2 separate regions of the Homo sapiens genome follow, and region 2 is linked to region 1. Evidence: read pairs that join two places in POLR2A ChIA-PET (ENCODE). Cell type or tissue: endothelial cell of umbilical vein. All regions are shown on one strand. Each heading gives the region's core, and the rest is flanking DNA. Links, peaks and the distances in the headings are about the cores only.

Region 1 (5,387 bases), core at 271-5,270:
CTCCCTGGTTCAAGCGATTCTCCTGCCTTAGCCTCCCGAGTAACTGAGATTACAGGCGCGTACCACCATGCCCAGCTAACTTTGAATTTTTAGAAGAGATGGGGTTTCACCATGTTGGTCTGGCTTGTCTCAAACTCCTGACCTCAAGTGATCCGCCTGCCTCAGCCTCCCAAAGTGCTGGGATTATAGGTGTGAGCCACTGCGCTCAGCCAACAAAATTTGCTATAATTGAGGTTTGATTTTGTTTTTCACTCTTGTAATTTTATATTTTTACAATAACTTGGCTGGGTGCTGTGGCTCATGCCTGTAATCACAGCACTTTGGGAGGCTGAGGCAGGTGGATCACCTGAGGTCAGAAGTTTGAGACCAGCCTAGCCAACATGGCAAAACCCCGTCTCTACTAAAAGTACAAAAATTAGCTGGGCGTGATGGTGCATGCCTGTAATCCTGGCTACTCAGGGGGCTGAGCCAGGAGAATCACTTGAACCCGGGAGGCAGAGGTTGCAGTGAGCTGAGATCGCACCATTGCACTCCAGCACAACAAGAGAGAAACTCCATCTCAAAAAAAAAAAAAAAACAAATAAAAATAACTTTATTTTACCCTTTCCTTTAGTGTGTGACTTTTGCAGCATAGACCGTTTTATGTGTTTTCCTTTTTTTTGAGATGGAGTCTTGCTCTGTCACCCAGGCTGGAGTGCAGTGGTGCGATCGTGGCTCACTGCAGCCTCCGTCTCCCAGGTTCAAGCAATTCTTCTGCCTCAGCCTCCCAAGTAGCTGGGACTATAGGCGCACGCTGCCATGTCCAGCTAGTTTTTTGTATTTTAGTAGAGATGGGGTTTCACCATGTTGCCCAGGCTGGTCTTGAACTCCTGAGCTCAGGAAGTCCACCTGTCTAGGCCTCCCAAAGTGCAAGGATTACAGGCGTGAGCAACCATGCCCGGCCCTGTTTTCCTTTTTGGAAAACATAGATAACAGAACTCATTTTTAAAAGTGTATGTACCAAAATGTAGTTTTTTAAATTGTTGTTTCTATTCATTTCTTTTTTCTTATCTCTTAAGAGTTCCATTTATATCTTAGACTGCATATAAGTCTGTCTTTTTATTTCTTCCTATATGTATGTTGTTGAGAACACACAGCATATACTTTTTACATTTTTTCTGTTTCTAAATATAAATTATCACAGATTCTTTTCTTTGGCATTTTTAAGAAGATGTTTTATCTATGCTGCTGAATGTTTGTTTAGGTCCCATTCCATACATACCTATCTATGAACAAGGGCTATTTTTCCAAGCCTAGTGTTTGCCAGTAGGTAGGGTATGGCAAGTTCACTTTAATCATATTTATTTTCTGCTTATAAAAAGATAGATTTGCCTTCCCTAGCATAAAGAACTAATGATCGTATACAACCCACTTAGATGAAAACATTCACTTAGTGTACCTCTACTGGATTGAGGTTTAAGGTTTTTTCCACTTTTCTCCTTGCACAGTTCGCTGGTATATGGGAACTAACATATTTATGGATAACCTGAAACAGTTTTTTTTTTTAAATTTTTGTTATTTATTTATTTATTTTACCAGAACATTGCATGCAAGCCTCCAGGTTGTAAAGGCCCTTAGGACTTTTAGTGATTTAATCAGTGATGGGAGCTAATTCATTTATTTAGATTTTGGATGCTTTTTAACATGCCAGGATGAAGACAGCTATGCTGCGTCAATTATGTTGATATTGGTTGTTTTTAGAGTAGATGAACAGAGGTATTACATGTCTTAGAAAATTTTTAGTAGGGGACTGGTTTCTGTTGGAGCAGACCGTGTCCCCAAGGTAGAGAAAAGAGTTACACAGTAAGTCCTTGCTTAATGTCCATGACAGGTTCTTGGAAATTGTGACTTTAAGTGAAATCACATATAATGAAACCGTTTTTTTCTCATTGTTATAATAAAATGAAGTTGAACAAAATGTCATTTGGAGATCTGCTACAAAGTTTTTCTTAAAGTTTAGGTTTCCAAGAACCTATCAACAAAGTTAAGTGAAAATTTACTGTATGTCTTAAATATTTTAGTGAAAAATTTAGAGAAGGATTATTCTGTATTTCATCAATTCTAAGAAGTATATTTTCCCTCCTTGTGCATCTCAGTAATTAGGATATGTCTTACAATCAGTAGTGCACCATATTTACTTAACAGCACTTTTCTTAGTACAAAAATTAATTATGTCATAATCACTAGCATCTTGGATTCAGTGAAATATATTAATAGTTGTTTAGCTTAGTGCCATTCTAAATTGAATCTCTTTATTTGTTGTAACATTAACCTTTCTTCTCTTCGGACAGTTTTGGCCTTGGCTTAACTTCCTAGCTTTGTTCACTTGGAAGCTTGATAAGGTAGAATATCAGTTGTATAACCGAGCACCATTGCTTATGGTAATAATGACTCATGATTACTGAATTGCATAAGGACCAGAGGAGGACTGTGAATGAATTGTAAATACTGGTACTTATACCGTTAACAGCTTTGGACTTCCCTGAGTGTGATAACTCTTGCAACTAAGCAAATCTGTTGCTGAAGCTCAGGAAGCTATGCCTATGAGACTGGAGATATTGGTTGCTATTTGGTACCTGTAAGCTAGAGTAGCTACTGCAAGGACCTTATGCTCTCATTCTCTTACACTTGATCTGCCACCTGAGAGGGCCAAAGATACTAGCCCCCGAATTGCAATGAGGACTCCTGCCTGACATGTTAAGTATAACCAGCCTGTTTGGGTTATGTGAGTCTCGGTGTCTAGTTAGGCCTAACGGGGTGTTGTACTTACATTCTGTGGCTTTATTTTGTTTTTAATATTTGCTGAGTGAATCTATATTTACTATTTATTCGTCATAAGAATTTTAAATTATAAATATGAGCACATCTCTACTAAGTAATGCCAAATTGTTTTCCAAAGTGATCATACCAATCTATACTCCCACCAGAAGTGTGAGTTTCTGATGTTCCACATCTTCACCAATATTTAGGATTGTCAGACTTAAGTTTTAAATTAGGAATTAATTTAAAACATCTCATTGTGGGTTTGTACATTTTTCATCACTAGTGAGAGATTGAGTTTTTCCATATGTTTATAGCCTACTCGTTCTATAAAATACTGAGAGATGTGTTGAAGTCTCCAACTTAATAGATTTGTCTATTTCTCTTTCCAGTTCTATCAGTTTTTTTTTCATGTATTTTGAAAGTTTGTTAGATCCATACATATTTAAGATCGGTGTGCCTTTCTGGCGGACAGCCTCTTTATCTCTGGTAATATTCCTTGTTCTGAAATCTTCTTTGCCTTGTATTAATATAACCACTTCAGCTTCCTTTTGATTAGTATTTACATGGTATATCATGTCAAAAACTGAAGTTTGCCATGAATTTCATACATATTAGCAATAGACATGAGATTTCCATCTCTCCATTGTATCACTTATTAATAAAGAGTAACTGGGGAGATGGTTGCAGACCAGATACTGAGAAGTAGGTTCAAAGGCAGCTACCTCAACAGAGACCCATGGAGAATTGTCTCCCAACATATTTTTTCTGTTTTTGTTTTTTGTTTTACTTTCACTTTCAACCTATCTGTATCTTTACACTTAATATGGGTTTCTTATAGTCAGCATATAGATGGGCTTACTTGTTTATCCAGTCTGATAATCTCTGTCTTTCATTTTGACATGTCTCTTTTATTTAGTGTGTTTAGATTGTTTATATTTATCAACATTGGTAATATGGTTGGATTAAAATCTACCACTATGGTATCTGGTTTATGTTAGTCTATCTGTTCTTTTTTTCTTTTGGATTACTTGGACTTTTTAAAAATTCCATTTCTCTCCGCGGTTTGCTTATTTATTTATACCTCTTTCTGAAATTTGTTTAGTGGTTGCCCTAGGGTTTGCCGTATATTTGTAATTAATCACAGTTTTCTTGATATAATAATACATAGCTTTATATGTAGTATTAGGACCTTATAGTTCTATACTCCCATTTCTCCTCTTCATCTTTTATGTTTTTGTTGTCATACACTTTACTTTTATATATATGCAATCAACATGCAATATATTACTACTCTAAGACTTTACAGTATATTGCTATAGATTTTATAGAACTGTTCATGTAGGTTATAATAAATTTATTTTTAAAAAGTCTTCAATAATTAGCCTTACCTTACTGTAACTTTTACTTTATTAACTTCTTAGTTTTTTAAACTTTTTTACTCTCTTACAATAACTTAGCTTAAAACAAATACATTGTACAGCTGTACAAAAGTATGTCCTCATTCTGTAAGCTTTTTTCTATTTAAAAATTTTTAATTTTTACTTTTAAAACTTTTGTTAAAAACTAAGACGCAAATACATTAGCCCTAGGCCCACAGAGAGTCAAGCTATAAATATCACTGTCTTCCACTTCCACATCTTGTCTGGAAGGTCTTCAGGGACAATTACACACATGGAACTGCCATCTCCTATGATAACAGTTCCTTCTTCTGTAATATCTCCTGAAGGACTTACCTGAGGCTGTTTTACAGTTAACTTTCCTTTTTATGTAAGTAGGAGTACATTCTAAAATAATGATAAAGTATATAATAAATACATAAGCTAGTAACTGTTACCATGATCAAGTATTATGTACTTAACATAATTGTATATGCTATACTTTTATACAACTGGCAGTGTAGGTTTCTTTACACCAGCTTCACCACAAACACGTGAGTAACTCATCGTACTACAATGTTAATACAACTAGGATGTCCCTAGGCGATAGGAATTTTTCAGCTTCATCGTAATCTTATGGGACCACCATTATATATGTGGTCCCTTGTCGATTAAATATCATTATGCAGTACATGACTGCATTTTTGCTTTAGAGACAGTTATCTTTTAGAACAATTGCAAATAAGAAAAATATGAAGTTTTGTATTTACTTTCATTTATACCGTTTATACTGTTGTTCATGTCTTTGTGTAGATCCAAGTTTTCTGTCTGGTATCATTCTGTCTACCTGAAGAACTTTTAACATTTCTTATAGGCCAAGTCTGCTAGTAATAAATTATCTTTGTTTCTCTCAAAAAGACTTTATTTTTCTAAAATATTCTTGCTGAATATAGAATTCTGGATTGCCTTTTTTTTCTTTCAGTACTTAAAAGATGTCACTCTACTGTTTGTTATATGGCTTTTACGTATATATTTTTATTTGAATTAAATTTTTTTTCTTTTTCCGCTTTTATTTTAGATTCCGGGTGTACCTGTGCAGGTTTATTACAAAGGTATATTGCATAATGCTGAGGTTTGAAGTACGACTGAACCCGTCACCTAGGAAGTGAGCATAGTACTCAATAGGTAGTTTTTCCATCCTTGCCTCCC
Region 2 (5,387 bases), core at 100-5,099, 92 kb before region 1:
CTGCAATCTTGGCTCACTGCAACCTGCGCCTCCTGGGTTCAAGTGATTCTTCTGCCTCAACCTCCCAAGTAGCTAGACCTATAGGCGCCTGCCACCATGCCCAGCTAATTTTTGTATTTTTAGTAGAGACAGGGTTTCATATTGGCCAGACTGGTCTCGAACTCCTGACCTTGTGATCCGCCCACCTCGGCCTCCCAAAGTGCTGGGATTACAGGTGTGAGCCACCACACCCAGCCAACATTTTCCTCTTTTAAAAAATATCTTCTCACGCCTGTAATCCCAGCACTTTGGGAGGCTGAGGCAGGCGGATCATGAGGTCAGGAGATCAAGACCATCCTGGCTAACACGGTGAAACTCCATCTCTACTAAAAATACAAAAAAAATAGCCGGGCGTGGTGGCAGGCGCCTGTAGTCCCAGCTACTGGGGAGGCTGAGGCAGGAAAATGGTGTCAACCCGGGAGGCGGAGCTTGCAGTGAGCCGAGATTGCGCCACTGCACTCCAGCCTGGGCAATAGAGTGAGACTCCGTCTCAAAAAAAAAAAAAAAAAAAAAAACTTCAACAATACCCTCAGGTTGATAATTTTGGATATCTATCTGTATCTATATATCTTGTTTACCTGGTCTCCAGAAAAAGAACACATACACATATCCATATATAAAATATGTATACATGTATCAAATCTACGTAAACTATAAAGGTGGGATGGCTTTAATTATGGCCCAAGCTACTAAGACAATGAAGACTTTTTGGGGCTGCAAGCTACTGCTTCCCTTCTTTATCTACTAGCCTCTTAAACAAGGCTCACTTGTGCTACAAGACAGTCCACCGTTTTGTTTTTTTTTTCTTTTTTTTGAGACAGGGTCTCACTCTTTCCCAGGCTGCAGTACAGTGACACAGTCTCAGCTCACTGCAGCTTTGACCTTGCCGGGCTCAGGTGACCCTTACACTTCAGCCTCCCAAGTAGCAGGGACTATAGGTGTGCACCAACATGCTTGGTTAATTTTTGTATTTTTTGTAGAGACAGGGTTTTGCCATGTTGTCCAGGCTAGTCTCGAATTCCTGGGCTCAAGTGATTCACCTGCCTTGGCCTCCCAAAGTGCTAGGATTACAGATGGGAGCCACCACGCCCAGCCCAGTCCAGCTCTTATATGTAGCACAGGGAAAGGACAAATACTTGTCAACTATAAATAAGAAACATTGCTAATGCATTGCAAAGAACACTAGTTTCATTTACTTTATAACTTAGATGTCTACTGGGTGAGACGAATGTCTTTGTTCTTTAAAAAATAGGAAAAGAGAAGAAAAACTAGCATAACATAAGTACTCATTTGTAAGACTTTCTGACATGTAACATTAGTTCCGTAGTTTTGAGACCTGGTAGAACTGACTTTCATATTTGGATAACCTGGAAAACACCCAAACACAAACTTCAAGTCTTCTTTCTCTTTTTTCATTATCTTTTTTAGTCTGAGGTGACACCATCATTAAGGATTCGACACCCGTTTGTAAATAAAATGACATCAGCAATTACTCTGAAATGTTTCTAGTTTGCAAAGACTTAGCAATGTGATGTTATTAACCCTTCCTCCCTTCAGAGACCTGTCCTAAGCTCTGAACCACTCATTCCTTCCACTCTTCTTACCCCAGGTGGTTGATGAGCAGTGGTCCCTGGTGTTCCACAAAGAGTCATTAAAGTGTTACAGCTGGTAGCACTGGTAGCAAAAAAACAAACCAAAAAGTACACACAGACACACACACACACACGCACACATACACACACACACGCACTTGGCCAAGTGACAAAAGCTTGGCCCCTGAAATTTCTATGAGATCCGATGACCACCAACATCAAAGCATTTTTTTTTTTTTTTTTTTGAGACGTAGTCTCGCTCTGTCACCCAGGCTAGAGTGCAGTGGTGCAATCACAGCTCACTGCAACCTCCACCTCCCGGGTTCAAGCGATTCTCCTGCCTCAGCCTCTCGAGTAGCTGTGACTACAGGCACCTGCCACCATGCCCGGCTAATTTTTTGTATTTTTAGTAGAGACGGGGTTTCACCGTGTTAGCCAGGATGGTCTTGATCTCCTGACCTCGTGATCCATCCGCCTCGGCCTCCCAAATTGCTGGGATTACAGGCATGAGCCACCACGCCCGGCCCATCAAAGGAATTGTAACAACTATTTGAGAGCACTGACAATAAGATTAACACTCGGTTGATTTAGATGTTATGCTGGTCCTCAGGCATTCATCTTTAGATATTTTTGGGGTGGAAGTGGGGTAGGGCTGACTTAGTAAAAATAACCTCTTAGCCCAAAGGCTTTATTCAGACTTACACCGATTTGAGGGGTGGGTTTGTGGAATGCAAGGTTAGGTTCTTACCTAATATTTGATGACTAATTTAGAATTTTAAATGTAATTTTAAATTTTAGTGACTGGTTTCAAATCTATTTTAACTTCTAGATTGTTCAAAGAGGTCTCAGTACATGGCTACAATCAAAGTATTAGACTAGCTATTTCTCAGCTCAGTGCTCAGAAAAATTATTACTGTTGATACCTTTTTCTTTGTTTCCTGTTAAATAAATCACCTCTTTAAAGACAGAATTTTTCTCGGAGTCATCTCAGCAAGGGATGCAAGTTCTCCATTTTGAACATTCCACCCTAGTTTCATGATGTTTTGCCAAGAGCATTTTTCTTTACCCCAGCTGCTTCGTCAACTACCTCATCCACTTTGCCAAACACCCCATTGTCACCACCACCTTTGCCAAATGGATTGCAAAGTCCTATGATCATGGGAAATGATCCAGAAAGAGTCTCTGAAAACACAAGATCTTTCTGTTTCTTCTTAATGAACCAGGAAGAATCAGTGAGACCCACCTCCTAGTGGCAAATGAAAAGAGAAGGAAGGTTACACTGTGGGAAAATACCACAGAGAAGAAATGCCTCTCATCCCAGAGAATTATGCACTATTTTTCAAGAAAAATAGTTCTATTTTAGCCTACTAACCAAATAAACAACAACAACCAAAGGTCGGGGGGAAAGGAAGAAAGAAAGCACGAAAATCAATTAAATTCTCAGATCATTTATTTCTGTTATGGAACTTTCAGTCTAGAAAGAGACCCTAGAAATCATATATCCCTGCAGCTTTGTTTTATACACAAGGAAAGCAGGGCCCAGAGCAGCCGTGGCTTGTCTAAGGTCATCCTAGGACTAGAACCCGGATGTTCTGATTTCCAGACTGCAGACATTTATTTGATGAATCTAGAAAGCTTTCTGGTTTTTCACAGTAGATGTGTTCAACAAATGACCTGGTGTCTCCCTGAAGAGATACTTCCCTCTCCCTGAGGGAAGAAGTACCTCCATCCTCTAGTGACTGGAGGATTAGATGATCATGTTGCAACTTGTTCCGTTAGAAATTCTTTGGGGAATTGATTATTGCTGTGATTATATGAAGTATGACTTTTCTTGAAGTGGCTTGGCATATTTATCTTATACTGCTATTATATGAAACTGAAGCACAATGTAAAAGGTCTTGACACTTGCCTGACACAGACAAAATCTGCTATTAGTCAGATCAACTTATTTATTTATTTATTTAGAGACATGGTCTTGCTCTGCCACCCAGGCTGGAGTGCAGTGGCATGATCACGGCTTACTGAAGCCTCAACCTCCCGGGCTCAAGCGATCCCCCCACCTCAGCCTCCTGAGTAGCTAGGACCAAAGGTGCATGCCACCACGCCCAGTTTATTTTTTAAAAATTTTGGCTGGGCACAGTGGCTCACACCTGTAATCCCAGCACTTTGGGAGGCCAGGGTGGGCAGGTTGCCTGAGGTCAGGAGTTTGAGACCAGTGAAATCCCGTCTCTACTAAAAATACAAAAAAAATTATCTGGGCATGGTGGCACATGCCTGTAATGCCAGCTACTTGGGAGGCTGAGGCAGGGGAATTGCTTGAGCCAGGGAGGTGGAGGTTGCAGTGAGCAGAGATAGCACTACTGCACTCCAGCCTGGGCAACAGAGCAGGACTTCGTCTCAAAATAAAAAAAATTTTTTTTTTTTTGTAGAGACAGGGTCTCATTATGTTCAACCCAGGCTTGTCTTGACCCCCCTAGCTCAAACAATCCTCCCACCTTGGTTTCCCAAAGTACTAGGATTGCAGGCGTGAGCCACCTCACCTGGCCCAGATCAGTTTCTTTTAGTTGTATCTGGCCAATCTCCAAAACATCAACAATGAAAAAGATTTTTAAATACTGTGATATTCATCTTCCTGTCACCATTCTTTTTTTTTTTTTTTTTGAGACAGTCTCACTCTATCGCCCAGGCTGGAGTACAATAGTGCCATGATCTCAGCTCACTGCAGCCTCTGCCTCCCATGTTCAAACGATTCTCCTGCCTCAGCCTTCCTAGTAGCTGGGACTACAGGCACCCACCACAAGCCCAGCTAATTTTTGCGTTTTTAGTATAGACTGCATTTCACCACATTGGCCAGGCTGGTCTCGAACTCCTAACTCCTGACCTCAAGTGATCTGCCCGCCTCAGCCTCCCAAAGTGCTGGGATTACGGGTATGAGCCACTGCGTCCAGCCCGTCCTATCACAATTCTGATTCCACAAAAATGGCACTTCTTGGAATAATACTTAGCTGTTTGGAACATCTGCATTACCTTTTGGATGTAGACATGAGAAACGTATGGTCATGCTGGCTCGCCTTTTGAGGGAGGCTGCACGAGGCACTTTAGCATACAAAGGAGCCTCGCTCAGTCAACACAGCTGGCATGCTGGGAGGTATTGTGCCCAGGCAGGATAGCATGTTCCTAACTGCATATGACTTCTTCCATTTTCTATTGGAAAATGCTTTAGGATAGGATCACTTTTGGATAGGGTACTTGGCGGCAGGTGGGTGGCTTTTGCAGACCCTGGCAGTCACATGTTGCCAACTCACTGTGCATTTGCTCCCAAATTCTTAGCCTCAAGCAAGCAGGTGGGATCTGTAAGAGGAACACTCAGTGTACTTTAGTTTTCTACTTAACTTTTCAAGGAATATAGGAGCATGGGTCCAGGTTATAGGTATTGGGTGATTAGGAAGTGATATTTGAGGCTTTGCTAAACAATGAAAGTCTTGGACCAAAGTGTACCTGGGCAGAGGTGACCATGTTCTGGGCCTGCCTGCTTTTTTTCTAGAAACTCTCTTATGGAAGGAGTAACTGCAGCCCCCAGATCTCCCAGGGCTTGTAAACGAAAACCATAAGGGCACACATTTCTTGTCCCTTGCCTGACCTCCCTTTGCTCCCTTCACCAGGAAGGGGCTGATGGAAATCGGCAGCTGGGGAGAGAGGGGAGAGGGAGGGAGCTAGCGCGCGAGAGAACTCATGCCTGATGGATCCCATTAGGCT

What was found. Peaks named below come from ENCODE experiments on the same cell type or tissue, not always from the same donor. Only the 100,000 strongest peaks of a DNase experiment are listed, where the experiment ranks them.
Region 2: POLR2A ChIA-PET joins it to region 1 with 5 read pairs; 8 of 35 experiments call an interaction of 5 or more read pairs at or near these places.

Annotation. Positions count from the first base shown.
Region 1 is chr6:111,460,276-111,465,662 of GRCh38, reverse strand. The region is part of intron 1 of REV3L (REV3 like, DNA directed polymerase zeta catalytic subunit); the gene reads left to right. Among named protein-coding and RNA genes, the nearest start is that of REV3L, 20 kb to the left of the region's middle. In endothelial cell of umbilical vein, for the core only: no CTCF peak of the experiment used is centred there; a DNase peak (open chromatin) is centred at 2,422; H3K27ac peaks cover 1,685 bases.
Region 2 is chr6:111,552,592-111,557,978 of GRCh38, reverse strand. It overlaps TRAF3IP2 (TRAF3 interacting protein 2), which reads left to right. Exons shown (of 9, transcript NM_147686.4): 9 at 1-2,598. It also overlaps TRAF3IP2-AS1. Among named protein-coding and RNA genes, the nearest start is that of TRAF3IP2, 51 kb to the left of the region's middle. RefSeq lists enhancers at 4,505-5,197, 2,514-5,387. In endothelial cell of umbilical vein, for the core only: no CTCF peak of the experiment used is centred there; no DNase peak of the experiment used is centred there; H3K27ac peaks cover 179 bases.